Regions from separate parts of the Mus musculus genome. Here region 2 is linked to region 1. A link is a loop called in an ENCODE intact Hi-C map of the cell type or tissue named here. Cell type or tissue: left cerebral cortex. All regions are shown on one strand. Each heading gives the region's core, and the rest is flanking DNA. Links, peaks and the distances in the headings are about the cores only. Region 1 overlaps Katnal1 (katanin p60 subunit A-like 1). Region 2 holds the start of Gm52833 (a long non-coding RNA gene).

The links. Hi-C counts contacts between places; a loop is a spot of excess contacts. Peaks named below come from ENCODE experiments on the same cell type or tissue, not always from the same donor. Only the 100,000 strongest peaks of a DNase experiment are listed, where the experiment ranks them.
Region 2: it touches region 1 in a loop (4-fold over the local background); 4 of 42 quality-filtered maps call a loop at or near these places.

Annotation. Positions count from the first base shown.
Region 1 is chr5:148,887,554-148,903,783 of GRCm38, forward strand. It overlaps Katnal1 (katanin p60 subunit A-like 1), which reads right to left. Exons shown (of 11, transcript NM_153572.2): 5 at 6,596-6,723; 6 at 6,130-6,235; 7 at 4,957-5,115; 8 at 4,076-4,202; 9 at 1,326-1,460. Among named protein-coding and RNA genes, the nearest start is that of Katnal1, 33 kb to the right of the region's middle. In left cerebral cortex, for the core only: CTCF peaks have their summits at 9,795 and 11,889 (motif pointing right); DNase peaks (open chromatin) are centred at 9,698 and 10,653; H3K27ac peaks cover 894 bases.
Region 2 is chr5:148,948,933-148,965,162 of GRCm38, forward strand. Gm15411 (a long non-coding RNA gene) reads right to left here. Exons shown (of 5, transcript XR_868721.2): 5 at 4,809-6,269. Gm52833 (a long non-coding RNA gene) reads left to right here and starts at 6,862. Exons shown (of 3, transcript XR_003956018.1): 1 at 6,862-7,180; 2 at 9,167-9,317; 3 at 9,466-9,629. 8430423G03Rik (RIKEN cDNA 8430423G03 gene) reads left to right here and starts at 1,318. Exons shown (of 3, transcript NR_040686.1): 1 at 1,318-1,456; 2 at 1,728-1,901; 3 at 2,401-2,726. LOC108169085 (a long non-coding RNA gene) reads right to left here and starts at 4,264. Exons shown (of 2, transcript XR_001785025.1): 1 at 4,029-4,264; 2 at 1-76. In left cerebral cortex, for the core only: a CTCF peak has its summit at 9,624 (motif pointing left); DNase peaks (open chromatin) are centred at 5,540, 9,389, 9,642, 9,836 and 4 more places; H3K4me3 peaks cover 1,559 bases; H3K27ac peaks cover 2,401 bases.

The DNA of each region.
Region 1 (16,230 bases), core at 5,274-13,273:
TGGCTATCAAGAAATAACTTTAGGAAGATTGAAAATCAAACTACTGGAAGAAAAATTATATTAAAAAAACTAATGTAAAGAGAATTTATATAAAGTATGAATAAAATACTAAGATTATAAAATGGGAGGAAATACTACATAAGCTCAATATCTTAAGTCCTCAGAGAACACAGACTGACACAGTGAGACTCCATTTCACGAGGACCAGAGCAAATAACAGAAACATGGGCGACAGCTGCTATAGGCCAGGCTGCAGTGAAGCTGGACGTCCATTTATTGATGGTGATAATGACGGTGACAATATAACACAGGACGACCATTCAGGTGTGGGTATTTCTTATAAAGTTCAGTACGGGTGCCTTGTTAGAAGTGGGCATAGCATCAGTCTTATAAAGTTGAGCATAGACCTTCCCTCTGACTGACTCATCTATCCTAGTCATATAATCCCAAAGACCTGAAAACAGTCATCCATAAAAATAATAAAAATAGCCAGAAAGTAAAGCAACTCCTGTGCCCATCAACACATGGCGGCGGCAACATCACACAGGAAACTGATGCAGGAAGAGCATCCCCAGTGACTGTGCACTGTCCTGATCCTGTGTATACAAGGCTAGCAAAGAGAAGCTGGCCTGTGGGGGACCAGAAATGGAGAGTTGGGTGAAGGGCTGAGGCACACAGGCGTTCTGGGGTAACAGAAAGTCCCCACATCCTGTCTAGGATGCCAATTCGACTTGACGACACAGTTCAAAGAACTCATCCAATCATACACTTAGGATACACACCTTTCATTACATATACATTCATCTCAAAGGAAAAAGATAAAAACAGCTTAAGAAAACTTCAACGTTCAAGAGGAAAGCACTTTTCAAAGTACCTAAGACAACTTTTTAAAAAGATTTAAATAAGAGTTAGTGAAACCCAATTTTAAAGTAAGAACTCAAGTGGTACCAAACTTATCAGCACAGACACTGCTCTGAAGCTGGGTTTCCTGAGATGCAGAGGACGTCACATGGTCTCTATTTCCATCACTCGGACCACAGAGGTCTTCAAACAAAGTGCTAGTGATGCAGACTTAAATAAATAGAAAAGGGTTAACAGACGCTGGGCATGGTTGCACTCGCCTTTAATCCCAGCACTCGGGAGGCAGAGGCAGGTGGATTTCTGAGTTCAAGGCTAGCCTGGTCTACAGAGTGAGCTCCAGGACAGCCAGGGCTACACAGAGAAACCCTGTCTCGAAAAACAAAACAAAACAAAACAAAACAAAAAAAAAAAAAAAGAAAGAAAGAAAAGGGTTAACAGGAAATGACAGCAGGCAGGCATCATACCTGTCGGGAGAGGAATGTAAATCCTTTTCTCTAGTCTCCTGCGCAGAGCCTCATCAATGTCCCACGGAAAGTTCGTAGCAGCCAGGACCATCACCATTTTGGATGGGTCATCATTTTCTAAGGCTCCTCCAACTCCTGGGCACAGAGAGCAGGGAGGGGTGTCAGTGTCACGCCGATGGCCACTGAAATCCTTTCCCTCAGCGGGCATCTCTAAGTGTTAGCCACAGCTCTTGGTGGGGCCTCTGTGACTTCAATAGCGGCATGGCAAAACCATGCATCAGCACAGAACAAAACTAAGGAGCCGAAGAATCCAACAGCCTAGGGCAGGACTCTTTCCAGTCTTTCTGTAAGAAAGCCATGCATATTGCTTCCGAAGACTCGGAGTCTGGGGTCCACTCATCCTTTCATGTTTTCCCTATAAACTGCCTCTTTCCTGATTTATTTGGGGGGAGGGTTGGTAATTTAGTTGGCTTTCTCAATAAGAACTGCTGAAACACTGCATAGTGCTTTATGATCAGAGAAAATATTGTCTGCTTCTTCATAATTATAGTTTTAGGATTAAAACTTTTATCAGGGCGTAGTAGTGCACATTTTTAATCCCAGCGACTGGGAGGCAGAGGCAGGTGAATCTATGTGAGTTCAAGGCCAGCCTGGTCTATGTAGAAAGTTCAAAGTCAGCAAGATCTACAAAACAGAGAGACTCTATCTCAAAAACAACAACAAAACAATAACAAAAAAAAAACTTTTGAGAGTACACAATTGGATCATGGCAATGCACTGTGAAATATCATTTCATACATAAGTTCACAAACATGATTATCAAAGTAGTAGATTTCAAGCAACCCAGTTCAACATGTATAATAAATAAGTCACTACTAAATGTCTTCTTAAATCATTCTTATGAGGAATAAATTTCTCCAACTAACAAACAGCCATAAGTAATGTTGAATGAAATCCTGCTAGCTAAATGAGTATTCAATTATGCCCTGGCCCCAATTTTAAATATATATTGTTTCCTGTTATGCTTTCCTCCCAAATAAAACATATTCCTTCCTTTCATATATAAGCAGACACTGAAATGGACTGAGTGAGGGCCAGGTGTCCTGGCATACAATGTCATTGCTGGTCTCTAAGAGCCTGGCATTGTGTACCATGTGATGTTAAGTACCTATCCTAAGTGTAGCGGTTTGAATGAAAATGGTCCCCATTTGTTCAGATGTTTGACTGCAAGATCCGAAGTTTGTGGAACTGTTTGGAAAGGATTAGGAGGTGTGGTCTTCTTGGAGGAAGTGCATCATTGGGGGTGGGCTTTGAGGTTTCAAAAGCCCAGCCCAAGTTGCAAATCAGCTGTGAGCTCTTAAGCCATTTCTCCAGCACCATGCCTGCCAGGCACCCCCACCATGATAGGAATGACTTCCCTCTGAAACTGTAAGCAAGACCCCACTTAAACGCTTTCTTTTGTAAGTCGCCTTGGTCACGGTGTCTCTTCACAGCAACAGAACAGTAACCAAGACACTGGGTGTCCACAGATGGTGGATTATCAGAAACAACACTTGCTGGATATGTTAGACACATTTTTATCTTTTCTTTCGGACTGTTTAAACAGCCTGTTGTCTCTCACACAACTACCAGAGTGAGCTGACTCCTGGAAGTACTGCACCCCAAACTCTCTTTCATGACTCCCCAAATGCTTTTCCTTGTTCTCTGGACAATTCTAGCCAGTGCATCAAAGCCCCTGGGCCTCTCAAGCTGCAGCCCTGACCACTGTGACTCCTATACCCAGAGTTCCCTTCTGCCAGAGAGGGGACCACTGTGTGACTTTCTAGGCAGCTGTTTGCCTCTGATGTAGCAACTGGTTAGTCTCAAAGGTTTTGTCTCAGAACTTTTGATGTTCTTAAAAATCTCTGGAACTCCAAAGGGCTATCATTGTGTAGACTGTATCTATTAATATTTGCCATTAGAAACCAAAATATAAGAAGGCTAGGTATTGGCTCAGTGGTGCTTGCCTATCAGACACAAGGCTTCTAGCCCCAGCACCATAAGTAAGCAGATAGGGAAGTAGATAGATAGATAGATAGATAGATAGATAGATAGATAGATAGATAGATACATACATACATACATACATACATACATACATACATACATACATAGACAGACAAACGGACAGACTGTTCAAAGTATTAACTCATTGTAAAAAATAAGGCTCCATGACTCATTAATTAAGATAAACAGCATATCTTTTGAAAGAAAAGCATAATTTTCAAAACTTCCCAAGTCTTGGCTGGAAGACTTTTCAGAGGGCTCAGTGTTTGAGTAAATAAGAGACTAGCTGCCCTCTCCCTCTGCTTCTGTCTCCATGCTTTGGGACACTCCCAGGTTTCGTTAACCCTGGAATACTCTACTACTTACTTGTGAGAGGATTAAAGCAAAACCAGAAAATGTGCCTTGGTGTTATTGTTGAAATTGTGTAGCCCCTGCAGAGCCCTCCGGTGGTCTGAAGGCCCAGGCACACCTTTAGAGCCTTGGTGGGCACGGTAGGCCTTGGCTCCATAACCTAGAACCCGGCCTGTACGTGGTTCACTGTAAGGATCCAGGGATACTTAGGATGCAGGAACAAGTGGGTGGTTGAGCGAGTGACTAAAAGTGAGTCACAGCTGCCTTCGGACCCGTTCACTGAGAACTTTCAGAGCATGAACCCAAAGTTGAGAAGGATGGATAGTTTGAGACACTCATCATGTGACAGTTACCATCCATCTGGATGAGGAGCTCCGACTTGACTCTGCGGCTTGCCTCGTGCTCATCAGACGTCCCTCTTCGACTGCAGATAGAATCAATTTCGTCGATGAAGATCGTGGTAGGGGCATAGAACCTAGCCTTGGGGAGAATATGTTAAAGCCACTATTCAGTGATCTCGTAAAGTGCTCTGTATGTTTAAGTAGCTTTTGGTTTTCCTTCTAAAATAGTGGTGAAAGAAGGTGGCAATCTTTGTCTATTAAAAGTGCCACCACTAACAATTATTTTAGGAACAGCCAATTCAAAAATAAAACTTACATAGTTGGTGATGCTGAGTGAAAGGTACACAGAGATTCATATGTTTCTACTGTTTATTTGTCATTATTTTGAGGCAGGTCTCACTGTGTAGCTCTGACTGGTCTGGAAGTGGCTATGTAGACTAGCCTAGCCTCAAACTCAAACTCAGAGATCCACCTGTCTGCTGCCCAAGGCAGACACCGCCATGCCTGCCAATTCTTCCTTGTTTTATGGTGAGAAACTTCCATCATGAAAAAAAAAATACTCCTGGCAACAATTTTAAATAAATCAATAACTAATGACAGATCTGCCTCCAGCTGACTTTTAAAGTCTTCTGTCTTATCCTTGTGCTAAATGACCAAACTGCCAATCACCCTCACTGGCCAGAGGGCCCCTTTCCATCTCATAGAGAAAGATCCACTGAAGACACACCAAGAATCCCATAAAGTCCACTGTGAATGATGTGTCAATAACTGGTACAACACCCCCACCTCCCGCCCAACCTGCTCTCAGAAGATCACAAGGGACAGACCTGGATTCTGAGGAACCGCATGCTCAGACAGTGTTTAGAAATCTGCATACAGCATCAATCACTTACCATTTCAAACAACAGTCGGACCAACTTCTCAGATTCGCCTCTGTACTTAGATGTCAGGGTAGAAGAGGACACGTTGAAAAAGGTTGTCCCACATTCAGTGGCAACCGCTTTAGCCAGCATAGTCTTACCAGTGCCTGGGGGGCCAACCATCAGCACACCCTGAAATTTCAAGATGAGTTAAACAACACACTATATTTAAATGCTTTCCAAAAACTACCATCATCTGATAATACCAGTGTACGTGAGGATGCCCACTAAACCATTTACTCTCCTGTTGTCATGGTGGGATCAGTGCATTTAGCAAGTGTATCAAGAAAATGATGAATGCCAGGTGTGGTGGCACACACCTTTAATCCCAGCACTCTGGAGGCAGAGGCAGGCGGATTTCTGAGTTCAGGGCCTGATTGGTCTACAGAGTGAGTTCCAGGACAGCCAGGTCTACAGAGAGAAACCCTGCCTCAAAAAACAAACAACAAACAAATAAGGAAACAAGCCAGCCCTTGTCTCTCTCGGGTCAGAGGCAGCCAGAGAAAAGCTCATAACTGGTGGTCTGAGCAGGTATGGTGGCTCACGATCCTGGCGTGTGGGAAGTTGGCTCACGTCTATGATCCTGGCTTGTGGGAAGTTGGCTCACATCTATGATCTTGGCATGTTGGAAGTATGCATAGCTGTCCTGGGGCCCAGGAGATGGCTCCATGGTGAAGACAGTGTGCTGTTCTCGCAGAGGAGCTGCACTCAGCTCCCAGCACCCACATAAGACTCACGAGCTCTTGTTCTCCAGCTGTAGGGGATGCAATGCCCTCTTCTGGTCTGTGGGGTCACCTGCACTTTTGTGTACATGTTCCTACACACATCACACACACACACACACACACAAAGACACAGTTTAATTTGCTTAACTATATTTACAGAAAAAGACATCCAAACGTTCTTAAAAATTAGCCTCTATCTCAGCCCCTGAAACTCATGGCTTTGAAGATGGCAGCCTCTCTGCTTTAAGCCCATCTCTCTTGCTATGCAGCCGCAGCATCTCAACTACGAATTCCCAGCCAGGTGTGAAGGTGAATGTGAGCTGCCCGGTCGCCCGACTGTTGGTGCCAGCACACAGGTCCACAGCAGTGTTGCCCTTGGTTACCCAAGCATCCCCACTCCAAGACTGCCAGACATGCTCACCTTCCATGGCCTTCTAATCCCTTTGAAAAAGTCAGGCATCCACATGGGCAGGACAACAGCTTCCCGGAGCAACTTCTTAGCCTCCTCCAGGTCTGCTATGTCATCCCTTTGGAAGAACAGTTGCACACTTATTCAAGCCACACCTCTGACTTAAGGCCAGGTTATTACTTTAAATTTGCTTACTTACAAAACTGTTCTTATAGTAAGACTGTATTGTGATCCTTACTATATGAAAATGATCAGCGAGAACATCCTGGAGTTATTAATTAGAACACATTATGCAGCGAGCAAACTCTATCAGTGTGTCGACAGCAAGTTAACATAGAAAGCATCCTTGGTTGGACGCTGACAGGATGGGTATTACAGACAAAGGCGTCATCAGGAGACCAGGGAGGAGAGGAGACCCACAGCAACCCACCCTTAGGATGAGTTTCCTTCTCTACCACAACTCAAGACGCTCACTCACCAGTGAATGCTAGGGTTCCTGGACACAATGTCCCTCTCCAGGGCTTCCACCAGATCCTTATCATACCCGGCGCCATCAAACTTGGGAATCTCGCTGTCACTTGCACCATCTTGCACATTTTTCCTTGCCTGGAGGTGTGAGTAAGAGAAGTTATGGCCAGTGACAACATAACATATCATAACTGATATCATCAAGCTTTCGATATATAATGTGTGCCCATGTGCATGTGTGCGTGTATATATACGAATGTGTGCATGTGGGTCCACATGTCTATGGGGCTGGGATGAAACCCAGAGCCTGTATGTGTATGCTGGGCAAGCACCTTAGTCCTGAGCTACATTCCTGTCCAGAGGAACCGCTTTAAAAGACTATTTTCTTGCTATTTAAAATGCTATCTTCTGATTGCCTAGATGCCATCCCACCCTATTTAACTCAGCAGACCTGTCTCAACTGGACAGGCTTTGTAATCCTCCTCCCAGCTACACTCCTTGGCGGACAGTCCCAGGTAAGAGTTCACTAGCCTGCCTCTGACTCCCTGGATGCAAAGCATCTGCACCTCTGCTAGAGAACAGACTGCTGATGTGCAAGGCGAACGTCAGGTACTGAGCACTGCCTGGCCTTATGACAGAACAGCTCACACGGTGCTCATTTAATGTAACACCCAACCCTGCGACTGCTTTTCCTTTCTTTGTGGATAAGGAAAACAGGGAAAGCCAACTAACTAAGGGCTTCTCTGCTTTTCTGCTACAGAGCCCTGGCTGTCCTAGACTCGCTTTGCACACCAGGCTGGCCTCAAACTCAGAGAGGCCCACCTGCTTCTGCCGCATGCGCCACCACGCCTGGTACTTCTCAGCCTTTTGACTAAAATTAAATGTAAATGCTAAGTCCGGCTCCATTTACCAGTAAACGTTGGGACAGAACATGTAGCTCAGGCCTTCCTGCCTCCTCAAGCAGCCCCTTTCCTCGGTTCTCCAGTTTCACAGCTGACTGAGCTGCTTAAAGAGCACAGTGAATGGCCAAGCTGACAGATCCCCCAAAGCAGCCAGTACAAAGGCTACAGGCGAGATGGACCTGGGACTTTCCTGCACTTACAAGCTTTCCCCAGCTACTGAGTCACCACACAGGACTCAATGGTCTCCTTCAGGACAGCTCTTGGGGCCCTATCACAGAGTTACTCAGCATGGCCCCAAGCAAGTGCAGTCATAACATCCAGCCCCAACCCCCACCCCAGCTCTCCCGCCTCCTTCTGCTCAGGACCTTTCAGACCCACTGCTTAGAGGACCCTTTTCAACCACAGAATCAAGAGCTAAAGAAAAGTTTAGTCTGTCCTAAGTCCTTTTGCTAATATTGTGGCTTTAAGAAAAAAAAAATTCTAGGCTCCTATTCTATGAGCTGCAGGACTCTGCAAGCGTCCTGCAGTGCTGAGGTGGTGAATGTGACGATGCTCTGATTTCTCAGGGATTCCAACCACAAGATCAGCTTTAATGTGTAGAGCCACACCCCTTCAAGAGCATCAGCCCCTTTCTGTCTGATAGAAAAATGAAGGGCAAGGGGTCCAGTGAGGAGACAACAGACCATGATAGACTTCTCCAGTTTCACTTCTGAGGTAAACAAAGAAGCAGTCAGTACCAGAAGAGAACCAAATGGCTCCTGTGGCAAATGTCCTGATCATCTGAGCCTCCGAGCAAATGGCCAAACAGTGTGTTGGTGACCTCATCTTGAGGACCTGCTCACTTGGGCAGACTAGTGCTAGGGCTAGGTCAAGTGCTTAGTAATATCCTTGTAGCAAAAGTGGCAGGTATTAAAACTGACTCTATTAAAACAAGCTCCTAGCATAACAACACAACAAACAATACCAACCAACTTAAAACAAGTTCTGTCTCGGATCACATTTTACGACGTGGCTAGGCCATGGCTATGAGTCACTCGCAAGTCAAACCCTGGGAACACTATGACCATTCTCCAGTATGCTCGAAACGAGGTAGTGAGAGCATCAACAGGGGCCGACTTTGTGATTTCAGATTTGCCACATGGAAAGTGAAGTTCAAATCTCACTTTCACACAAATGCCCTCAGAACAGGGAGGCGAGGCTGGCTCGATACACACCAAGAGGAAGGAAAAGCCCCATCTCTGACTCAAAGAAATGGGAATCGTGGGACTGTCCAAAGGCAGATGTGAGCAGGTATCAGACAGCTCATCGGATTGCTAGCACGGTTTCCAGGCAGGGTGAGGATGCACTGTGGCCCTCTCTAAGCACCTATCCAGCCCCCCGTGGGAAAGCCGAGCTGTTGACGTGACTGAGGACAGGATGGAGAAACGGGCAGCATCCGATCTGACCTGCACTTCAGACAACCCTGGTGGCTACTGCTGGAAAGGATGATGGGAAGGAGGAGGAATCTAACAAGTAAAACCCTTTCCTGCACAGAGAAGTCGGTGCGAGCCTCTGAACGACCTGGCCAGTCAAAGCAAGATGGTGAAGGGAGAACTCTGAGGCTACAGCAGAATCACCGTGAAAGTGGGCGAGTAGTGTCATTATCACAAACATAAAATAGGGCGGGGAGAGCTGATACATACGCCGTGTGCCTGAGCAGAAGTAGTCCATTAGCTGCACTACTTTAATAAACAGACAGCTTTCAAGCAATGAAGCTGACATCTGGGACATGGGGTCTTCTACAGAACACTAGACTGGAACATCACAGAGTGACCTCAGAACTCTTTCCTTAGATTTGCGCACGAAGCACTAAGGTCAGAATTAGCAACCATTTGACAGTGTGAAGGCTGATAGACACTTTTCTTTTCCCTAAAGCAAAATAGTTAGCTTCTTTGTACTAATTTCTAAATTATTCAAATCAAGACAACTTCCGTAAGGATCTTTTGTGAGTCGTGCCTCTTATTCTATGTGAAGAAAATGAGGCTCTAAGTGACAAAGCAAATATTTATAGCTTGCAGTCAGTGACTGACACAGCCTGTCCCCAAATGCAAATAGCATGCGCATCTTCCTTTGCAGCTCCTCTCACTGTGGGACTGAGTGATTAAGACACAGACAGCTACTGCTCTGTGCCGTGCATTTTACAGACACATTGTTCAATGACCAGCTGAGAAATGGCTCGCACATCACACCACGTGGAGGAGGATTCCGGGAAATGTGGGCCACGAAAGCCAATGAGCTACTACTGGAACCACCACCCTTGGCTGCTGTTACTGCGGAGGCCGATAGGAAGCAACAGAAGAGGCGGGTTTCAGATCAACATAGGATTTTTCTGACAGCGTGTCCTGTTTGACAAAGATACTGCCTTTCTAGTCAGGCAGTGAACTACATACAGTCACCCGAACATCTCCGAGCTGTAGACGGCCTGTGGCTCTTTCTATAAAGCTGTTGCTTCTCCCATGTCCAACTTACCCTCTGCTGCCTGGACTCAGTAGATAAAAACAAATGCAAAATTTCTTAGACGTATCATTTCTTTCTTTCCTCCCTTCCCTGCCTCCCTCCCTCCCTCCCTTCCTTCCTCTTTTTCTTGGTGTCAAGATTAATTACATCCATGGTTGGGTAAGCACTCTTATCAAAGAACTACATTCTCAGCCTCAATATATCAATTATACATATTTAATTGTTTTTGTTTTTAAATGTGTCTGTGTGTGTGTGTGTGTGTGTGTGTGTGTGTGTGTGTGTGTGTGTAAGCCAGGGACATGAGATCCTCCTGGAGCAGGAGTCACAGGATTGTGAATTACCTGACCAAACTCAGGTCCTCTAGGAGAGCAACAAGTGCTCTTAACCATTGAGCCATCTCTCCAGCTCCAATATCTCTTCTGTAAACTGCTAATTCTGTATAATCTTTTTCATGCCTCTGTTTGTCTCCCACTGTCAGGTCAGTCTAGCAGCTGACATCCACAATGCTCACGGTGTTGGTGCCCTGGGAACCTAGCACATATCAGCACATTCAAGAAGCGAGGAAACTGGCAAACCAAGTCAGCCGCCCGTCCAAGCGGCAACAGCGGCCTAGGCACTCTAGCTGTGGGCCTGGGCTTGCAGCCAGTTTGTTCACAGGGCACACTGCTGCACATGGGGGCTGCTTCCACCCCACAGCAGAAACAAACACAGGAAACGTTAGACAAGGACGCCAGCCTGCAGCCCACCGGAGCCCTACTGCCCCACAAAGTAACGCAGGCAGACAATGCAGAGCACACTTACTGACGTGGGTGCAGCGCCCTACACTGCCCAATCAGGATACAAGGATTGTAGCAACAGATCCACAGCAAGCTCTGTGCTCACCAATATGCACACTCTTCCCACAATAGTCATGAGCAGGTTTAGTGTGCCAGGCTCTGTTCTAGGCACAGAATACAGCAATGAAGCAAAAAGACTGAGACCTCAGTGCTCATGAGGTTTAGGAGGAATAAATGAAATATGGTTGCTAAGACTTCACATTCAATCTTCCCATTTATAAAACACCACATTTAAACAGAGATCACAAACCCTTGGAAACTTGACAACCTTGAAACTGAGAAAAAGCTCAACAAAAATATACAAATTCTAAAATCAAGAGCTGAGGAATGCTCACGGAGCTCGGCTGAATCCCAGTAAAGGTGCTCACCCTGAGGGAAACACACAGGTGAGACAAAACCTCCCCATAACCCAAGAGCACATCTCTCAGACACCAAGATCATAAATGGGAAAAGAAATCCAATGTGGATTTAAAAAAAAAAATAGTGCCAACCTCTACATACGTGCAATTCAGCCACAGCTATAGAGATAAAAAATGCCGTAAGATTACAAATATGAAAATGGATAGATTGTTTAATGTGAGAAGACCAGAATAAGAGGGTCCTTAAGATACCCCACTGATGAAAAATAGCCACAAAGAAGTTTCCAGTCTCCTAAGTTATAAAGTATTCATACAACACACAGTAAATATTCCTGTAAAACCATGGCCCCTTCAAGAGACCAACGATGACAATGATGTTGAACACTGACAGTGGTGTGGAGACCTGTGCCTCCTACTCTGCCAGTCACAGTGCAAACTGCTAACACCCGCTTGCAAAACTGTCTGATGATGTGATGTGACCTCCCAATGTCTAACTTAGGTATCTCCCAGGACCCCACCATCCCACCCCTTAAGTGGACATTTCTGGTTTCTTTGGAGACTCAGTAGTGTCATGTGATGTTTTTCTGGAAACTGTCTTATGAGAGGATGTTTTACAGAAGCAGACACGTGAGAGGATGTTTTGCTGTGAACAGACACGTGATATCTTTCTGGAAGCTGTCTTGTGAGAGGGCACCTGATATAAACCCATAGACAGTGGAGGGCACTCTTGCATTGGTTCGCCTTACGCCGCTTTGCTGGTCTTCACTGATGGCTGCTTGCAAGCTATAACTTCAGAGAGAGAAATTTGCCAAAGAAGTTCTCATGGTATTCTGGCTGCTTCTTGCTGCACAAACTCATGCCAAATCATGTGTGGTGTTTGCCGACTGGACTGGACTGCTGAGGTTGATTCGTGCTTGGAATTGTCCCAAAGACCTGCTTCTACTCCTTGTCCTGTTAACCTTTCTCCCCTACCTTTGGTCGGCTGGCTAGAAGGGAGGTTGAAGCATTTAAGAACCCTTATTAAAGTAGGTTTTGAAAAACCTTAGGTTACATACCCCTAATATGCACTTACTAAAAATTGATGCATATGCACACCAAAGAAGAATAAAATGATCCAAATTGGCACTATTCAATAGTTCCAGACTAGACAACCCAAAAATCTACTCACACAAGGAAACTTTTAATTGTGCACGATAGTGTGCAATTATAAGAATTAACTAACAATATCAGCAAAGGCATAGAGAAATCTTATAAACATATTAAGCAGAGAAAGAAAATAATACAAAAAGGTAAAAATCAAAAATCCAATTCCTAAAAACAGGTGCTACGAATCCCCCAAAACAGTAGCATCCTCAAACAAGGGGCTACTAACTCATAAGGTGTCATAACACAGAGCGCTGGTCACCCTAGGAAAGAAGGAAGCAGCAGAGACTGGGAGAGACTGGGACCACGGCTTCTGACTTCTGAGAAGCCAGTGATTTTTGTTGACCTGGGATGGTCATTTTATGATAAGAAAGGTACAAGGGTTACTGCAGAAACTATCTTTTTGGTTTATAATAGACAATTATTATATTTTCAAGAATTTTATAAGCCAGTTGGGAAACACATTTAAACCTCATCAAGAGCTACTATATATATATATATATATATACATACATATATATATATATACATATACATATACATATATATACATATGTGTGTATATATGTATGTATATATATGTGTATATATACATACACACACACACACACACACACACACACACACACACACATATATATATATATATATATATATATATATATATATATATATACACACACACACACACACATATGAAAGCACAGGAGACTTGAGTGCAGATGCCCAGCACCCAGGTAAAAAGCTGGGTGGTGGCAGTGCCACTTGTAATCCCAGGGGAGGACCCAGAGCATGCTGGCCAGTCGGCCTCACCAACTCCAGCTTAGGGGCAGCACGAGACCCTGTCTCCATAGGTGGGGTGGCGAATGATAGACACCTGGGGTCAACCTCTGACCTCCACACATAGGCACACACATGCATGGGCACCCACACCTAGACAAACACACATGAGTACATATGTGTACCATACATACACGTGCACATATACACACATGCGGTTTCTATTGTTTTTACATTACTAAAAACCAACAACAACAAAAAACCCACCAAAACTGAGTATTCTCCCAACACTTGAAAATGGTTCTGTTTGTCAGTGTTGCACAAGTCATGGAGAGATGAGCCAAATTTCAAGATCCTGTGCCTTTCACGGCTTTGCTACCATCTTAGCAAAGAAAACAAGTTACCAGCCAGCACCCATGGCTACACAGCATCCCTCCACCGCCGCGATCACAGGGGACAGGGATGTGAGTGGGCCCAGCAAGCGAGAGTGTTCTCTAAAGTCCACCAAGAGCACTGGACCTGTGTTTCTTTAAATTATGGACAAATGGCCACATGTGCCTTATGCCAAGCATGTCTGTCATGGACCCACATGTGAACATGCATGTGCCTGAATTACATATGAACATGAGTTTTTTTCCAGAAAAGTAGTTCTTCAGCACACATCAGCACCTCACATGAGATGACCATTCATAAAATAATTCGATTATGACCTATGCACTTTTTAAGTCACTGTTCATGTGTGACAGTTTGTGTTCATCAATCAGCAGGTTGGAAACAGAATGGTCCAGTCTTGTTTCCAGTGTCCCTCCACGCCTGTGTCCGATGCTAAACACAACAAGGACAGCATTCACCATGGCCATTTGCTATATACAGGGTAATGAGACAATGCACTTTAGGTCAAGTAACTGAGCAGGGAATTTTGGGAGCGTAACTGGCCCTCCTTTAATCTGAACTTCACTTAGACGCACTCGTAACCGTGACCCTGGGATCATGCAGGACACTGCTCATTAACCACAAATTAGCTAAGGCAACACGGCTAGCATTAGAGTCTGAGCTTTCTAACATAATTATTTTTAAGATAACAGAAAAATATTTCTTCTACTCACTCATATTTACTTTTAGTATATCCTTTCTAAATTAAAAAAGCATTTGTTATTTCTACATAAAACTCTGATTCTCAGAATTGTGAAAGTATAACTTACTGTCGATTAATTCTTGGTGAAGATGACCAGTGCTCCTCTATCTCATGCTAAAGAGATACATCCTTTTAAACAGAGTCCAGGTTAAAGCAGGCTAACTCACATTTCTCAGCATGCATCTATACTGACTGTAAGCTTAAATGATAATATGGTAAATTCAGTTTTTCCATGTGCTATATAGTCTGAACATACAGGCTCCTCCAACCGTCAAGTCAAAGTCTAGTCTCCAGTACGCTGCCATTAAGAGATGGGGCCTAGAGATGCCTTTGCCTGCCTAAGGTTCAGCTTTATAAAATGACCTAGTGTTTTATTATAGCATTCCAAACAGTCCAAAGGCACTGGGTACGTTCAAATAACACTAAAAGCACAGCTTAGCTGCTTGTGCCACTCCTGTCTGCAATGAGAAATAACCAGATGACAGTCAGGAGTCCTTTATTTGAGACCAAGTCTCACTTTGTAGCCCAATGGCACCAAGCTCATGACATCCTGTGTCAGCCTCCTGAGTGCTGGGATGACAGCCAGATACACTTTATTAGTTTATATTTTCATTTATATTCATTATATGACTAACAAAGTACATAGCTAATAAAATGTACTAATAAGTTATGCTACATACTAGCTATGTGGACAATCCTGTGGCCCTCAGGGTTAAAAAGAAATATGGCCCCAACAGCAAATCGTTGTGCAAAATGACTGTTGCTTATTTAAAAAACAAACAACAGCACTGTATGCTTAGACCTAGTCTGAAGCCTATCAGAAGTTTAAAAAGAAATGGGGGGAAAAAGGATGTAATTTCTCACAAAATTTACCAGTATTTTTTGGAAAATTAAAGTCAATATAGAAGTATGCTGAGATATGTAAGTCATCCTACTCTAACCTGAATTCTATTTAAAAAATAATTAAAATAAGCTTTCACACTGTGTCACATCGTGATCTAAAACTTGGGCGCAAGTCCCAGCCCACAGCACCATCAGCTGTTAGCAGGACACAGGCTGTGCTCATAGATGACGGGAGGGACCGAATAAACCAACACACACAGCTTCCAAAGTGTCAGAGCAACACCAAAGCCACGGCCCCTGGGGAGAGCACGGCTCCCACTGCTTCTACGTGGCATTCCACAGTGCAGTCCTAAACACAGCTAAAGCTGATATGCAGGGACCCTTGACAGGATGTGATTTATCATAAAGGCCTTTACCTGCTGAGCCTCTAATGGGCCCAAGATACATTTCTTTTATCCTCATTTTTTAGACCTATAAAGTAATAGAAGCAACTTTCAGAATTCTATACACAAATTAATAATCTATTAGACTATGAGATTATACAAACATATGTATATAACTAATTTTTTCTTTTGTTTATTTTTCTGGCAGGGTATAAGTTACAATGTGGACCAGGTTGGCCTTGAACTCACAGAGCTCTGCCTGCTTGTCTTCCTGGGCTCTGGGATAAAAGCTGTGCACCACCACACTGAGCCTAAAAGTGAGATCTTACTGGGGAGAGAGGTAGGATTCAACACAGGGAACAAAAAGCAGATAAGCCCTTCTGTGCCCTCCACGTGTGCTTTAACAGCTCTGGCATTAAACACCTTGTCATGCCCCAGACAGGGGCTGCTAGGACTACATGCTTGCACACTCAGTTAACCAAATAGTCTCAAGCTAAGACTATCTTTATCTTAGGCAATACAGTCTCATTTCTGGACTAGTTCATTTCATTATGTTAGTGCCACCTGCCAATCTCATGATTGAAAAGGGAGTCTGTAACAGCCCTTGTGATCTCTCCATCTTTACTTTCAAAGCAGCCCTGGAAACTCTAGTCTCTGCTGTGATAATCAGATCAGAGACAACTACACCTTTCAGGTAGCATGACACTTCTGTGTTTGTGTTTTTAAAAGTAGTTCCTTTTATTTTTGTGGTGACTCAGAGTAGCTCTC
Region 2 (16,230 bases), core at 5,297-13,296, 61 kb after region 1:
ATCAGAGGTGTCCCCTCCACAGCTGGAAGTCAGCAAGTGTCTGCTCTCCTTACCACCGCGCTGTTTCTTTTAGCACCTATAAAAATAACATGTTAAAGGAAAGGGTTTTTTTTTTAAAGTATATGTTTGGTCTAATAAAAGACTGTTTTCAGATTTGCAAATATATTTATGTGGAAAGACAGGTTCTTAGTTAAACATTCAAGATATCCATTTTTAAAAAATGTCCAACCCTAGAATCCAAATATTATTCCACAGCATCTTCCCGCACCTAAAGCAGTTTATATTTTGCTTGAGAGACTGGACATAGACCTGAAGAAACACTGGACAAAAATGCAAACCAAGCTTGGCATGCTAGCAAATTCGGTACCCAGGAGACTGAGGCAGGAAGATTTCAAAGTTGAGGGCAGCCTGAGATACACAAGGAGACCCTGTACAAACACACACATATGCAGGAATGCGCATGCCCGTTACTCAAGACACACGTCATGCCTGTAGACTATAAGAATTATAAAAACTACAAAGGAGAAAAATCTTGTATTCTAATCCACAGAGGCCCGAGAGTGGCGGTTACAGGTGGCTGTGAGCCACCATGCGAGTGCTGGGAACCAAACTTGGGGCCTCTACAAGAGCAGGAAGTGCTCCTAACCACTGAGCCATTTCTCCAGCCCCAAGGCTGAGCTTTTTATGAAATGCAATTCTGCTTGTAAAGTTACAGTCGTCGCATTTGACTGACGTGAGCGCAAGTCAACCGACCCAAGATACAAAAACACTGGCTCAGGATCTGGGGGATAGATAAACTGTAGATCAAACGTGTTTGATCCTCATGACTACAGAGACAAAATAATAAGTAACTTTTTAAAAACATATACAATGTTTCCTAGTTTTGTTCTCCAGGTGGCTGTGGCAGATCACTCCTGAGCCCCACCATTCGCCACTGTTTCTTTTTAGTTCAATCTAAATGGTTCCCCCGCAGGCAGGGCTTGCCCCATGGTAGGGTGCTGCCTCCCCGTAGCTTCAGGCCCATCACACAGTTTCTTGGCTGGCTGAACTGTTGGAAGTACTAAAGAAAGCAACAAATTGAAGAAGAAGCGAGCCTTGTTCTAAGTTGAGAACCCCAAACATAACACATAGAAATCACTACAAAACACGACAGCTGTAAGTGGTTGGGGAAAATCGACTCCTCAAGCAACCAGGCTAAGAGGCAGCGAACGGACTCCCTCCAACTGAAGTGAAATACCACACTGATTACTTCCTTACGATTCGCCATCCATCCTGGGCTTCCTGTTGTAAAAAGCCCCGCCACCCTCCTCAGTGAGCAATAGACCACACATTCCACAGCCACGACGTTTATTTCCTCTCGGTTACATGCTACCCTGTGGGACGACCAGTTACATTCTCTGGCCAAAAAGAAGAGGGGAGCCACGGGACATCCCCCAGCTGTCACGACTCAGAAAAGGTTTGCTTTTTCTCGCCTTCACCAGGGACAGAGGAGGACTCAATGGCGTGGGCTCTTTCCTCCATAACTCTCAAGTTTGGCAAGATCAGGGATCCAATATAGGCTGGTACTGATCCCTCCGTTCTTGCTTTCTATCAGAACACCGGTTTCATTCAGCAGGGGCGACGCTCCTGCTCGCACATGACCATTGTAGCTAAGAGAGGCCATGTGTCCCGATGCCGGCCAGTCCGGTCTGTAGATTTCTAGGCCCCGTTTTGTCTTTCTGTTTCAGGGAGTTCTCTTTCCTTATTTCCTCTTACTGTGTGGACTGAGGAGTTGGCTGTGGAACAGAGCAAGGAGCCCAAGGACCAGGAGGAGATAAGACCGTCAATAAAAAGCTTCCTGATGAACACCACGCCAAGGAAGAAAGATGCCTTCCAAGATCACTGGGGTCTCCAGGGCCCAGGTTTTGACCCTAAAAAAATTCCTGTAACAATTTTATGCCATGAAACTTTATTTTGTAAATGCATTTTTTTCCCCTCAATTACTTTGAGAGTCAGTTTAATGCGTTACATTGTGGCATTTTTGGTAATTTTGTGTAATTAATTATACTTTGTCTTCCTTCTCACTACTCTGCCCCATCTGACCCTGCTTACTGGCCTTTTCCTGGTCCCCTACTCCCCTCAAGTCCTCTCTCCTTTCATGTCCCTGAATTGTGTTATTTACACACACACATGCGTGCACACACACACATACACACATACACGTGCACTCGTACAATCTTGGCTTGGTCACTTGTTCCCCAGTTGGCCCACTGTTTAGTTTAGGCAAGAATTGTCAAGGAGATTTAAATGCCCTGGCCACATTGGGATGTGTGTGGTCTGGCAACATCCTCCCTCGACCACCCCCAATTGACACCTTTCTCCTCTCCAGATTCTGTGATTGTTCTTGTCTTCCATCTGCAGCCTTAGGTGAAACAGCCCGACCACCATGGATCTGACCAGCCCTCTGAGGAAAGAGATAGCCCTCCCATCTCCAGACTGAGGCCTACAGGGCTCCTCAGGACAGCCACTACCAGCACCATGGTGAAAACATAGAGGAGAAGCCCAGAAAGACTGAATTCTGAAACAGGCGAAGGGGCGAAGGGACTCATGGGAATTTTTTTTTTTTTTTTTTTTTGATTCTCTAAACCACCTAGTGTCTACCGCAGCCACCCACAACTGCCATTGGAGTGGGAAGGCAGCTACAAATAGTATCAACTGGGACAGAAATAAATGAACAGTCGACTGGTTCCAACGGACTCTATTAATGGACACTTTTTTTTTAGGTGTCATTTACTAGCATTCTTCTTTTGACTTTTTTTTTTTTAACACTTAAGAAAGGTAAATCTATTTTTAGCTCATGGGGCTAAACAGAAACAGAGGCCACAAGGCCAGACTTGCCCCTGTGACAGAAGTGCCAAGCCTTGGTCTTGGAGAGCCACTCACAGACACTGGAAAGGGGCTGAGGGAGGTGAGACCACACAGCCTTTCTGGAGGCTGACAGGCACTCGTGTGTTTGAATACACTTGGCCCATGGGAAGGGGCACTATTAGGAGACATGGCCTTGTTGGCGTAGAAATGGCCTTGTTAGAGGAAGTATGTCACTATGTAGGAGGACTTTGAGGTCTCCTAGTGCTCCACCCAGTGCAGAAGAGAGCCTCGTCCTGGCTGCCTTTGGATCAAGGTGTAGGACTCTCAGCACCAAGTCGGCCTGCACTAGCTCTGCCTTCCACCATGATGATAATAAACTAAACCTCTGAAACTATAAGCCAGCCCCACTAAAGTGAGTTGCCTTGGTCGTGGTGTCTCTTCACAGCAATAAAACCCTAAGACATGAGAGCAAACTGGGCCCGCATCCTTACTGGAAGCTGCCAAATAGAGGGTGATTCTCACAATCGCAGAACCTATAACAAGAAGAGGAATCGTTTCCACTCTGAAAGCAAACAACAGGAGCTCTTTCAGGTCTAAGGATGGGCCACAGTAGTGAAGTGTTAATCTCATACACAAGCTCTAGATTTGATCCCTACCAACACAAGTTGTTTAAATGTTTTGTTTGAGAACTGGGTGTAGAGATATCAGATCCAGAACATAATGTACAAAATATTCAGTCTGGGAGCTGGGGAGATGGCTCAGTGGCTAAGAGCACATGTTGCTCTTGCAGAGGACCTAGGTTCAGCTCCAAGCACCAATACGATGTCTCACGACTCTAACTCCAGTTCCAGGGAATCTATCGCCCTCTTCTGGCCGCTGTGGGCACTGCATGCATATGGTGTTTAGACACACATGAGGTAAAACACATAAAAGAATAAAAATAATTAATTTTTTGGGGGGGGTGGTTTCGAGACAGGGTTTCTCTGTGTAGCCCTGGCTGTCCTGGAACTCACTTTGTAGACCAGGCTGGCCTCGAACTCAGAAATCTGCCTCCTGATTTTTTTTTTTTTTTTACTCCTGGGCCCTGGCTTCAATAATTGGTCTTATATTTTTAAAATTATGCTAGTGTTAGTATAATACTAAGAAAAATACGTTTTTCCCATTTCACTTCAGTCTCTGACCTGATGGACTGAGGAGGCTGCAGAATGTCTGTCCCAGGATCCTTAAGCTGTGGTCAACAGGCATCCACTCTGGAGGTCTGAGGTGCACCCAGCTCTCCTTAAGAGGCTCACTAGACCTTTCCTCCTCCCCCTCCATCCTTCCAGGGTAGAAGGGACAGATATGGAGGAGGGGTGGGGAGAGCAGAAGAACAACTCTCTTTTCCTCCTCTCCAGCAACAGACACGATTGAGATTAACCCCCCCCCCCCCAATTGCCGTGCAATCCCAGACACCCAGCCAAAGACATCCCCTTTGGCATGGCCTCTGCCTGCATAAGAGCAGTGCAGAGTCACAAGTCATGCTGGAGTGACTCCAGGCACTGGGGCGGCTGTGACCACACAGGGATGTTGGAAGAGGGAAAAGGTCATCCTAATGGGACAAGGAGTGTCTGGGAAAGGGCAAACATGGCGCTGGGCTTTTCCCTACACCCTGGCTGGGCTGACATGGGAAGGAGACACAGGTGGACTTCCAGTCACAGATCTCTCTCCGTTTTTTGCTCCACTTTATGCATCGTTGGCAAATTTGGCTGCAGACTTCAGCGCAGCTTACTCTGTCTTCTGAGATTTAGTTTCTACTTTAAACAGGCCACAAGCCAGGATGTGGTGATGCACGCGCAGGAGGCAGAGGCAGATCTCTGAGTTCGAGACCAGCCTAAACTACAGAGTGAGTTTAAGGACAGCCAGGGCTACATAGAGAAACCTTGCCTTAAAAAAAAACAAAACAACAACAACATTACATAGTGTATTTTTAAAATCATTTTATTTTGCACGTGTGGGTGCCTGCATGCATGCAGATATAACATTTAAGTGACTGGGGTCTGTGGAGACCAGAAGAGGGCATCAGAGCCCCTGGAACTAGAGTTACAGGTAGCTGTGGGCTGTCAGGTAAGTGTTGGGAACTGAACCTACGTCCTCTGCAAGAGCAGCCAGTGCTCTTAACCACTGAGCCATCTCTCTAATCCCATAGCTGATTTTTAGAAAACAAACAAACAAACACTTTTAAGGTCTATTTATTTATTTAAAATTATTTTATGTGTATGGATGTCTTCTCTGATTGTATATCTGTGTAGCAAGTATGTGCCTGGTCTACCCAGAGGCCAGAAGAGTGTGTTGGCTCCCTAGGGACTGGAGTTACAGATGGTTGTGAGCCACTAAGTGGGTGCTGGGAACTGAACCCAGGTCCTCAGGAAGAATGGCCAGTGCTCTTAATCACTGAGCCATCTCTCCAGCCCCATAACTGGACCTGGATAGACCCAGCACTTGGAGGGGCTGCTGAGGCAGGAGGATTACAAGTTTAAGACAAGCCTAGCCATGTGGTGAGACTCTCTCTCTCTCTCCCCTCACACACACACACACACACACACAAAAGCAGGGAGTAGAGGAGAGAATTTTCTATTTTTAAGAAAGAGTGCCTTCCGTGATATTTATCCTTCCTACAGCATAAAGCAGTTTGCAGTCCTGTGGTACACTTTGTGCCCTGTCACTGTCAGACAGTGACTCAGCAGAGCAGCTCAGGCCACGGTCTGCAGGCTGAGCAGAGTCTCTGGCTCCTGCTTCCGTCTGCCAAGCATGGACAGAACCACAAGGCGAGAGGTTGCTCTTCATCCCCACTGACCGGAACAAGATTTCTACGCATTTCTTTTTATGCAGGATTTCTTTTCTTCTTTTTACGGTACTGGGAATTATGAAGCAAATGAAGAAAAGACATCAATTTTCATCGCCATCACCTGGTCCCCGCCCCCAACAACCACACAAGTCGGCTTGATCCAGGGCTGTCTCCAGTTCTACAGACTATGAACTGTAGGAAGCTCAACCTCCTGCGGGCTTATGCTAAAGAGTGAAATGGAGTTTGGCTTCCAGCCTAGCTCCTTCGGCCTCCAGGCCTTGCTGGAGCCACTGTTCCACGAGGCCTGGCTTAAGCCTCGAGTTCAGCGCAGCCAAGTACTCTGCACGCACGCTGTCCCTCACCCGCTGCCTGCTCCCACGAAGCCTTCCCACTTCTCAGAATTATTGCTTTCCACTCTAATTCCACATTCCGTCTGGTCGACGCTGTGCAGTTCATCCTCATCCAATCTCACGTCGTGGTCCGATGCCTCCGGATGGCAGTGTTGGGGGACAGAGCCCCATCAGAGATGTCGCAGTCAGAGGTGCAGACCTCAGAAATTAAACTAGATTAGCTATTATTCTGGCTTGGTTGCCTGTGGCTGTGATCGGGAAAACAGAAACAGAAACCAAAAGCAAGTTAGGGAGGAAAGGGCTGATTTCATCCTTCATCTCCAAGATCACAGTCCAACCTCAAGGAAAGCTGGAACCTGGAAACAGAAGTTGAAGCAAAGACCATGGAGGGACACTGCTTACTGGCCACTCACCCACTTTTCCTCTATAGCCCAGGCCCTCCTGCCTAGGGATAGAACCGCCCACAGTAGAACAGGCCTTTCTATATCAATCAGTGATGTGTTTATAAAAAATAAAGAGAGGGGGGATATGTTTAGTGTATGTGTGGTGAGGTGTGGGGGAAGGGCTGCCTTAGCGGCCCATGCTGAGGCACCCCTTCCCCCTGAGGGACCAGCCACATGACAGTATAGTAGAGAGAATAGAGTTTATTCAGGGCATGGGGAGGGGAGTTAAGAAGGAAGTAGAGTAGAGAAGAGGAATAGAGGCTGGCCATGAGCACATGGGGGAGGGATGAGGGGAATGGGGAGGGGCGCGGAGCAGGAAGGCAAGAGCAAGAGAGTGGATGGGTCAAGCAGCCCCTTTTACAGTGAGTGAGGCCTACCTGGCTGTTGCCAGGTAACTGTGGGGGTGGAGCTTAGACAGAATGCTAACAATCAGCAACCAAGAAAATATTCTACATAAGCCGAGCCACAGACCAATCTGATGGGGCCAATCCCTTAGCTGAGATTCTCTCTCCCAGGCTGGTGTTGCGTGCGTTGACCTATACTAGCCTACAGAGGTACTGCCAAAACGTTGCCATTTCCTCGTCTTCACGGGCGGCTGGGTTGCCCATCTGCTTTTCCCACCATGGATGGAACGGACACAAATGTCTCACCCACAGTCAACAAAACCAACAAGATATCCTCGAACATCACAGTACACGTCTTCTTTGGCTTGGCTGGTTGGTTGTCCTTTTTCGTTTTGGGTTCGGGAGGGTTTTTTTTTTTTTTGTTTGTTTGTTTGTCTTTCAGGCAAGGTCTCCCACGTGTAGCCCAGGCTGGCCTTGTACTTCCGCTCCTCTTGTCTCAGCTTCCCCAGGGCTGGGATCATAGGGCATGTGTCGCCATGTCCAATCTGAACTTCCTTTATTTGCAAATCATGCGCAAAGAGAAACAGAGCAGACTCGGCAGCAGCAGCAGGGGTAATGTTTAACAGTATTTCGGGAGAATAGCAATGCAGGAAAATAAGAGCAGTTGTAAATGTAACTTTCATTCTCCTGATGCAATTGTCATCTCTGAGGCTTACTGCCTCTGCCTGCTCACCTAGGCCTGGTCCTGGGAGCTTCTGGCCTCCGCACAGTCTTCTCTAGTCCTAGAATGTGTATCAGCCTCTGAGACTTACTGCTGAATAAGCTTACCTTTTCAGGCTCTTTCTGAACTCTATGGCTGGGTATTCATCTCCTCTGGCTCAAACTCCTCTCCAAGCTGACTGATTCAAAGTGGCTTCTTCACCCCGGGGTGGGGGGGTGGGGGGGGGGAGGGGGGGGGAGGGGCAGACAGAGGCTTCCTCTCCACTGCACATATGCAGTGCAGATATAATGAAAACAAATAACGTTAAAAATGTGTATATTTTCTCTCATTCCTGTGCACACCTGTGCCGCTGTCCCTGCACAGCCTTGGGAAGACATTTTGAATTGCAGAGGTGTCCAAAAATGCTAGGCACAGCTAAGAGCTGGCCCACCACACACTTTGGAAGCAGATGAAAAATTTGCAATTGGGAATTTAGGACCCACGGTGGTCTCCTGGCCCCCTCCATAACGCTTATCAGTAAAGCTTATATCCCATAGTGAATGGTAGAGTATCGACTCAGGAAGCTGATCAAACAAGAGCTATGAGTCACAGAAAACCAACCACCTGTCAGAAGTTCCTTAGAGACACACTGAGGTGGCTGCAGAATGGCGCACGGGGATTAGTTCATTATCTGAGAGCCAGCAGCCATCACTAGGAGTTTGAGGGAGGTCTCTTAACGGAGACAAATCACACTTGCCTACAGGCAAGCAAGAGCAGATCAAACGTTAGCAAAGCCACTAAAAATATTTACTTTTCTCAAAAAGCTCCTACAGGATATGCTCAGAACAAAGGCGGGCTTTGTTTCTATTTCGTCTGAGTCCCTGGTAGTCCAGCCTGACCTTGAACTCCCCAAATATCCTCAAACTCCTGATTTTCCTGCCTCTACCTCCTAAGGGCTGGAATTACAGTTGTGTGCACCACACCCAGCTTAAAACAAACCAAGGGAGAAAACTCAAGCCCCAGGGAACAAGGCACACAACACAGAAGACAACATGGATGGAAGCTCTGAGGGAGTGAAAGGGGTCCAACACCCAATACCCAGTCATTCGTCAGAACAGAACAGAACAGCAGTACAAAGGAAGATGTCATCTCAGAGAAGAAGGCCCTGGAGAGGAGCAGCAGGGTTGTGACATTGGAAAGCACTTGAAGATTAATTCCTAATTTATAAAAAAAAAGTCACAGAGATTGGAGATCAACTCATAATTAAAACTTCACAATTCAAAAGATAAGGCAAATGGAGCAAGCTGGTTACACACCTGTAAAAGATAGATGCTCCAGCACACAGAGGCAGGAGGATTGCCACAAGTTCAAGGTCAGCCTGGTCCTCACAGTAAGATCCAGGAGAGAATATGTATGATATGTATACCTGTGTATGTTGTATGTGTATATATGTGTGTAATGTGTGTGTTTGTGTATATGTGTAATGTGTGTGTGTGTGTGTGTATGTGTAATGTGTGTGTGTGTGTGTAAGTAGAAAGGCAATCCCAGTTTGATGCAGATAATACTTACCTAGTAATGCAAATATGACCAGTGACTTCATCAGATGTGGACAGCATAGCTCATGCTATTCTAAAATGTGCTTTTCTTTTTTATTTTAGTGTCTTAGATATCAGAATACATTGTGGCCTTCATTATTTATCTCACTCCTGTGGCAAAAATGCTCTACCAAGAACAACTGAAGAGAAGAGGGCTCAGCTCGCCTTCTCCGGTTTACTCAGTCAGGATCCCAGCCCATAGTGCTGCCCACACGTAAGGTGTTCTTCTACTTCAAGTAACCTAACGTGGACAACCCCTCGGAGGCTTGCCTAGAGGCTGTGTCCCATGTTATTCTAGATCCTATCAAATTGACAATAGTTACCATCCTAGTTTCAACGGGTGCACTTTTCTTCTTCTATAGTGCTTCCTAAAATGTTGTTAAAGGACTGGAGAGATGACTCATGGGTAAAGGGGACTGGCTGCTCCTGCAGAGGACCGAGGTTCCATTCCCAACATCCATGCAGCAGCTCACAACCATCTGTAACTCCTAGTTCCCGGGGATCCGACGCCCTCTTCTGGCCTCCACAGGTAATGCATGCGTATGATACAGACACATGAAGTAAACATCTATTTTTTAATTAAGCTAAATCTCGTGGACAGGTAAGATGGGAAGAAATACAGGAAATTTGAGGGGCAAGAAGGCCTGAGGAGGCAGAAGGCTTTTCCTTGACTTCCGTAGCAACGTCAGGACTCTCTAAATTAAGATAACAAAGACACAGCTTTTAAAATGCATTGCCTAGGAATAAGTGCTCCAAACACCCCAGTACAACTAAACGCAGAGACGGAAATAAGAGTAGACCAGGGAGGCTACAACTTTGTGATTTTCCTAGAACAAATTAACATGTGGACTTTAAAGCTACCTCTGTGTATTTGGATTAAAAATAAATAAACATAGAAACAGTGAAACGAAACTCTTCTGCTCCTGGCCGCACAGGATAGTAATATTCAGGCTGTGGAAATCAAAGAGATTTCTCCACCAGGCTGATGCCTGACAGGTCCTTCTGTCCTCTCAGGAGGTTGTAAGAAGCCAGGCTGCCGGGACAATGCATGTCACCTCAGCCTCTGTCTTGGCACCAGGGGCAGCCTGACTTCTGCCTCTCAGATGACATACCGCTATGCACTTGGGGGAAAGTCGAAACCGCAGCGTGCAGATAGATGCTCCAGTGACTCAGTCCTGGGGAGAGGAAGGAAGCCGGCGGTTGGTCCAGCAGATGGGGAGCCTCCTCCGCAGACACCTGTCAGCAGCGGTTCTAGAAGCTAGGCCTTCTGGGTTCCAGAGGATGAGCCCAGCATTCCCCACTCCCCCACGCAGAGAGGCACGTACGCAGTCCTCAGAGAGATTTGCACCCGCGTCTGGGAACCACGTGACAAAGAAGGGTCCTCTGCACAGTCTGGCACCGCGAGGTGCTGGGCTTGTGCTTCTGCAAAGGTTCTGCGCAGTCCTCGGGTTCCCACCTGGTGGCTCACTACCCCCAGGTTCCCACGGCCAGCTCCACGTGGGGACCAGGTGTGCGGGTGTTGGAGGTGGGGGTGGGGATGGAGGGGGAAGCGTTTTATGGATGTCGCAGGGGTTGGCGGGGGTGGGGGTGGGGGTGTCCTGCTCCACGGAGCCTGGCAGGAGCGCCACACCTCCCCAGCACGCTCAAGGTCCAGCCTGCGGCTCAGCAGGGGACCTCGGGAAGCGGTGCCCCGCCTCCGTGCAGGAGCTCTGGGATTGGGCAGGCCCGCAGTTAAGTATTATAAACAGCCCTCTGGACAACGAAAGCTGACTTCCTGCAGAAACCTCCCTCTCCCAAGTAGGTCCCTTTTCTCCTTAGCCCACTGTCTGCGGGTTTCTAACACTAACGCCTTCTACTTCCCTAGATTCCCTACCTTGGTGAGGTTGGGTGCAAAGGACACCAGCAGTCTAGAGTGGAGAGTTAGGCTTCCGGTCGTTCCCAGGCCTGAGTTAAAACCTGCTAACCTGGCTTACTAGAGGCTTCGGGAGTCCTCAAAATCTTTAACCTTAGTGGTCAGAAGACCTCCAGACTCAACCTTTCTCCGCCCCTGGGGCTATTTCAGGCTCTTCTCTCAGCAAGAAAGAGGGGACTGCGTCCCCACTGTGGGGTGTTTAGCTGCCCTTTGGAAGAGACAGTCCCTTCTACCCACTCACTCTATTTGTTAGGGCGCAGAAGACCAGTGGAAACCCTTCTATTCACAAGCCAAGGTCGTGTCCTACTTAAATGAGAAAAACGGTCCCTTGCTGTCTACTGGGTCATGGTGCGTAGCTAATTTAATCTAGTTTGTAAAATGCCTAGGAAAGTACAGACTAGTCAGGTGATGATTGAAAAGGATTCCTTTTGATCTCTTTGAGTCTAGCAAGCTCGGCAGCACTGGGCGGCAGGCAGCAAGGTCAGGGTAGCGAGCTTGCAGCAAGACTAGTATTTACAGGTTAGGTCTGCAGTCAGTGCACCTCACCCCTCCCCACCCATCCACCACACCCCATTCCCTATCCAGCACACCCACCCACGCGCGCCCGCATATACACACACACACACACACAGAAAAAAAAACCTCAAGAGGTGCTCTGTGGAGGAGACCCACAACTGATGTGGTTGTGGGGGCACCTGTAGTCCTGGCTACTGGAGAGGCTGAGGCCCCCTGAGGTACCTTGAGCCCAGGGGTTCCAGGTCAGACTGGGAGGCAGGGTTAGGGTTGGGGGGAAGAGATGGGGAAATGGGAGAGACGAAAGAAGGAAGGCATATGGTATATGCTCTGGGTTCCAGTCCCAACACCACAATTGTTTTTTAAGTAAGACAGAAGCTGGTGGCTCTGTGTAAGAGCACTGGCCCCTCTTCCAGAGGACCCCAGTTCCATTCCTAGCACCCACATATGGGCTCACAAACATCTATAACTCTAGTTCCAAGAGATGATACTCTCTGACCTCCACAGATACCACACACACATACATTCATGCAGGCAAAACACCCATGCATATGAAAATGTTGTTGTTGTTGTTGTTGTTGTTGAAGACAGGGTTTCTCTGTGTAGCCCTGGCTGTCCTGGAACTCACTCTGTAGACCAGGCTGGCCTCGAACTCAGAGATCTGCCTGCCTCTGCCTCCTGAGTGCCGGGATTAAAAGCTCACAAGCCACCATCATCAAGCTGTAAGAAAGAATTTTACTGAAACTACTCAAAGTGTTGTGGCCCCAACTTATTAGGACTGCCATTCAGTATAGAGTCTAGCCACGTCTAATTCACTAACTGGCTCTTCTCTCTCTCTCTCTCTCTCTCTCTCTCTCTCTCTCTCTCTCTCTCTCTCTCCCTCCCTCCCTCCCCTTCTCCCTCCTTCCCTCCTTTTCATATTTATTTATTTTTAAAAAGATTTATTTATTTATTTATTTATTTATTTATTTATTTATTTATTTATTTATTTATTTTAGGTATATGAGTACACTGTAGGTGTACAGATGGTTGCGAGCCATCATGTGGTTGCGGAATTGAACTCAGGACCTCTGCTCACTCCTGCTTCTCTAGCTCTGGCCCAAAGATTTATTTATTATTATATTTAAGTACACTGTAGCTGTCTTAAGACGCACCAGAAGAAGGCATCAGCGGTTGCCACCATGCGGTTTCTGGGATTTGAACTCTGAACCTTCAGAAGAATAGTCAGTGCTCTTAACTGCTGAGCCATCTCCCCAGCCCCTCTTTTTCATATTTATAAAGAACAAGTACTTCTTCTGCTTTAGAAGTCTTTGGAAAAGTAAGGCCAAGCGTCCTGCATTCTTACTGCTTCTTCCTCCCATGGTAGAAGGCAGAAAGGTAACACTCAGAAAGTGGTTGGGACTTAGCCAGGAGATGGCCCCCTCAAAGCCTCATCACTCTGTAAGGTCTCTCCTCAAAGCACTTTAGAAGTGAAGCTTCCAATGCAGGATCTAACAGGACACGTTCAGACCACACTGCCTTTCGATGTCTAGCTTTCTCTTATTACTGTTCTAATTGACAAAATGTATATTATATATTTCAAGGGCTGGAGGGAAGGCTCAGCAGTTTCCAGCCCTTACTGCTCTTCCAGAGGACCCAGGTTCAGTTCCCAGCACCCAGATGAAGCGTCTCATAGCGACCTTCAACTCCAGCTTCAGAGGATCTGACATTCTCTTCGGACCTCTATGAGTACTGCACTCATGTGCACAAACCCCTACACACACACACACACACACACACACGCACACACACACACACACTTAAAGCTAATACAAATATATCTTTTTTTAAAAAATCACATGTGTTTCTGATATACAACATGATGTTTATAAATATGGATATTTTAGTTTTCTCATAACTGATATAGCCCTAGGGACTTAAAATATATTTGTTCTTCAGTGAAAGACAAGATGTTGGTGTGATTTACACTGAAGGAAGCATGAGGGATGCTGGCCGAAGTAACACATCCCAGCAGTGACCTCTGAATGGGGCATCACTCAACATAAAGGACTATCCCACAGTGCATCTGGACTATTGCAGACCTAAGTAGGTGGTCGGGAAGGGTATGTGGGTGCTCCTCACATCCTGCCACTCACACTGTCCACATCTGGAACTCCACATATGGAAAAGTGCCGTTGGGCAGATGTGGCCACCCAGGCTCTGATGCATGTCATCACTGAAATCCATGAGGTCATCAGCTGTAGCATCCTGTCTACTGTGGTCCACTGTGGTCCTTGCTACCATAGGCAAATGAACACTAATACTCCCAGGGATACCAAGTTCTCTTCCTTACAAGTCGGCTTACCTTGTTTCTTGGAAGACTCTAGCTTAGATACAGTGCAAAGAAAACCGTTTCCCTTCCAATTTGTTTAGATTTACGTTATGTGTAAATATGTGCTTGCATGTATGTATGTGTACTATGTGTATGCTTGGTGTCTGCGGAGGCCAGAAGTGGGTGTCCAGTGCCCTGGAACTAGAATTACAGGTGCTTGTGAGATACTGGGTAGGTGCTACAAACTGAACCTGGGACCTCTGCAAGAGCAGCCAGTATTCTCAACCATTGAGCCCCGTAAGTTCAGGCTAGCCTTGAACTCATGACCCTCCTGCCTCCCTGTCTGTGGCTCATCTTACTGTTGTGTACCACCTCGGCCTGTTTCACTTGATAGTCCCTTTCTTGGCTTTAGTTTTTTTTTTCTTTTAGATAAACAGAATACAAACTGTTCTTGCTTCTGTGAGAGAGGCCTTATAGTATCTAAGGACAGCCGTGCTAAACTAGCCCAGTCCTCCCTTCTTTGGTTCTATTCTTAGTTCTTTCAGCCGTTTCTTAAACGGAAACTGCATCAGCTCCTGTCTTGGATTTCTCCTCAAGCAGTAAACATCCCCTGGGAAAGAAAGGATGAAATAGCCACCTACTAGGAATGTCTTACTTTGGGTTGACAACATAATTTTTCTTACTGGGGATACCATTAACCGAAAGATGACAATGCATAGATCCCAATTAGGCCATCGGGTCCCTGTCACCCTGGATTCTCAAGAGAAAGGGTAACAAAACACATTGGAATAGAGAGATTCTTTTCCCCCAATTTGAGGCAGAGAATCATCTCATCCCTCTGGCTCTTCAGCCTCTAAGAACCAGCCCACCCCTTTCTAGAAAATTCCTTTATGATTAAGTTAGTCCATTTCAGTTGCATCCAAAAAAAGAACTCACTGTGAGCCAGAGACTGCTAACAATCTAACACAGGCTCTGTACAAGACCACGGGGCAAGCCTTTGGAGAGCCCAAGTCTCTTTTCTTCATTCCTATCTGTTTCTTGTTTTAGGGTTTTACTGCTGTGAACAGACACCATGACCGAGGCAAGTCTTATAAGGACAACATTTAACTGGGGCTGGCTTACAGGTTCAGAGGTTCAGTCCAGTATCATCAAGGCAGGAACATGGCATCATCCAGGCAGGCATGGTGAAGGAGGAGCTGAGAGTTCAACATCTTCATCTGAAGGCTGCTAGCAGAATACCAGGCAGCTAGGATGAGGGTCTTAAAGGCCACACCCACAGTGACACACCTACTCCAACAGGGCCACACCTTCTAATAGTGACACTCCTTGCACAAAGTATATGCAAACCGTCACACTTGTTGACAGCTAATCTGACTAACTTGCCACCGAGGTTTCATCAGTTTCCCACACAAACTGCTAAAGGGCTGGAGAGATGGCCCAGAAGTCAAGAGAGCTTGCTCTTCTAGAGGGCCTGCGTTTGGTTCCCAGTATGCACATTGAGTGACCTGAACCCACCTGGAACTCCAGCCCCAGAGGATCCCACACCCTCCTCTGGCTTCCAGAGGACCCACATGAATGGCATACACATGGAGAGACATGGGGTGATGATAAACTAAATCTTTAAAGAAAACAATGACAAAACACTATTGTGGTGGGTAGCCAGGCATGGTGACATAACTTCTGTAACCTTGGCGCCCAGGAGGCTGAGGCAGGGTGATTGATTACTGTGACTTTAAGGCCAGGCTGGGCTACATACATAGTCTGTCTCAAAACAGAAGCTAACCACAGCCTTCAAAGTAAAGAACTCTCCATTCACAAGGTTATACCCAATTTGCTACTAAATGATGGAGCTGAAGTTAGGTCTAACTCTGTCAGTCCAAAGCCAAGAGATAGAAAATAGACCCCATCCCCTCAGGAGTTACAGCCTGAGAGACACTGGGGGGCAGGCTACTTTTTCAGATGTACCTAAAGGCCTGGGAGGAAAGGGGAGTTGAGTAATAAGTGGGCACCAAAGGCAAGCCACCCTGCAGATGGCCCAGTCTCAGACCCCATGTGCTTACAAGATACAAACCAAGAATGAGGGCCACTGAGTGCTGAGGTGCAGAAAAGATGGAAGAGCAAGTAACAAGAAATTCACTTCTCTCTTCTTAGTGTCTTAGTGTCATACTACCTTGCTCTCAGAACTCAAGCTCGGCTCTGTCAAGCTCCGGTGAGGACAGCTCCTAGGGAAGGGGACTTACAACAGAGGGAATCTGGCAGGGGGAAAAAAAGACAGAGATAATGGAGATATATATAGGACAAATATAGACACTGCTTTAAGTTTTTGGTGTTTTTTTTCTCACCCTGATTGGCTAGTGTAAACCCCTCATTTACAACCCTGACAGAGCCCCG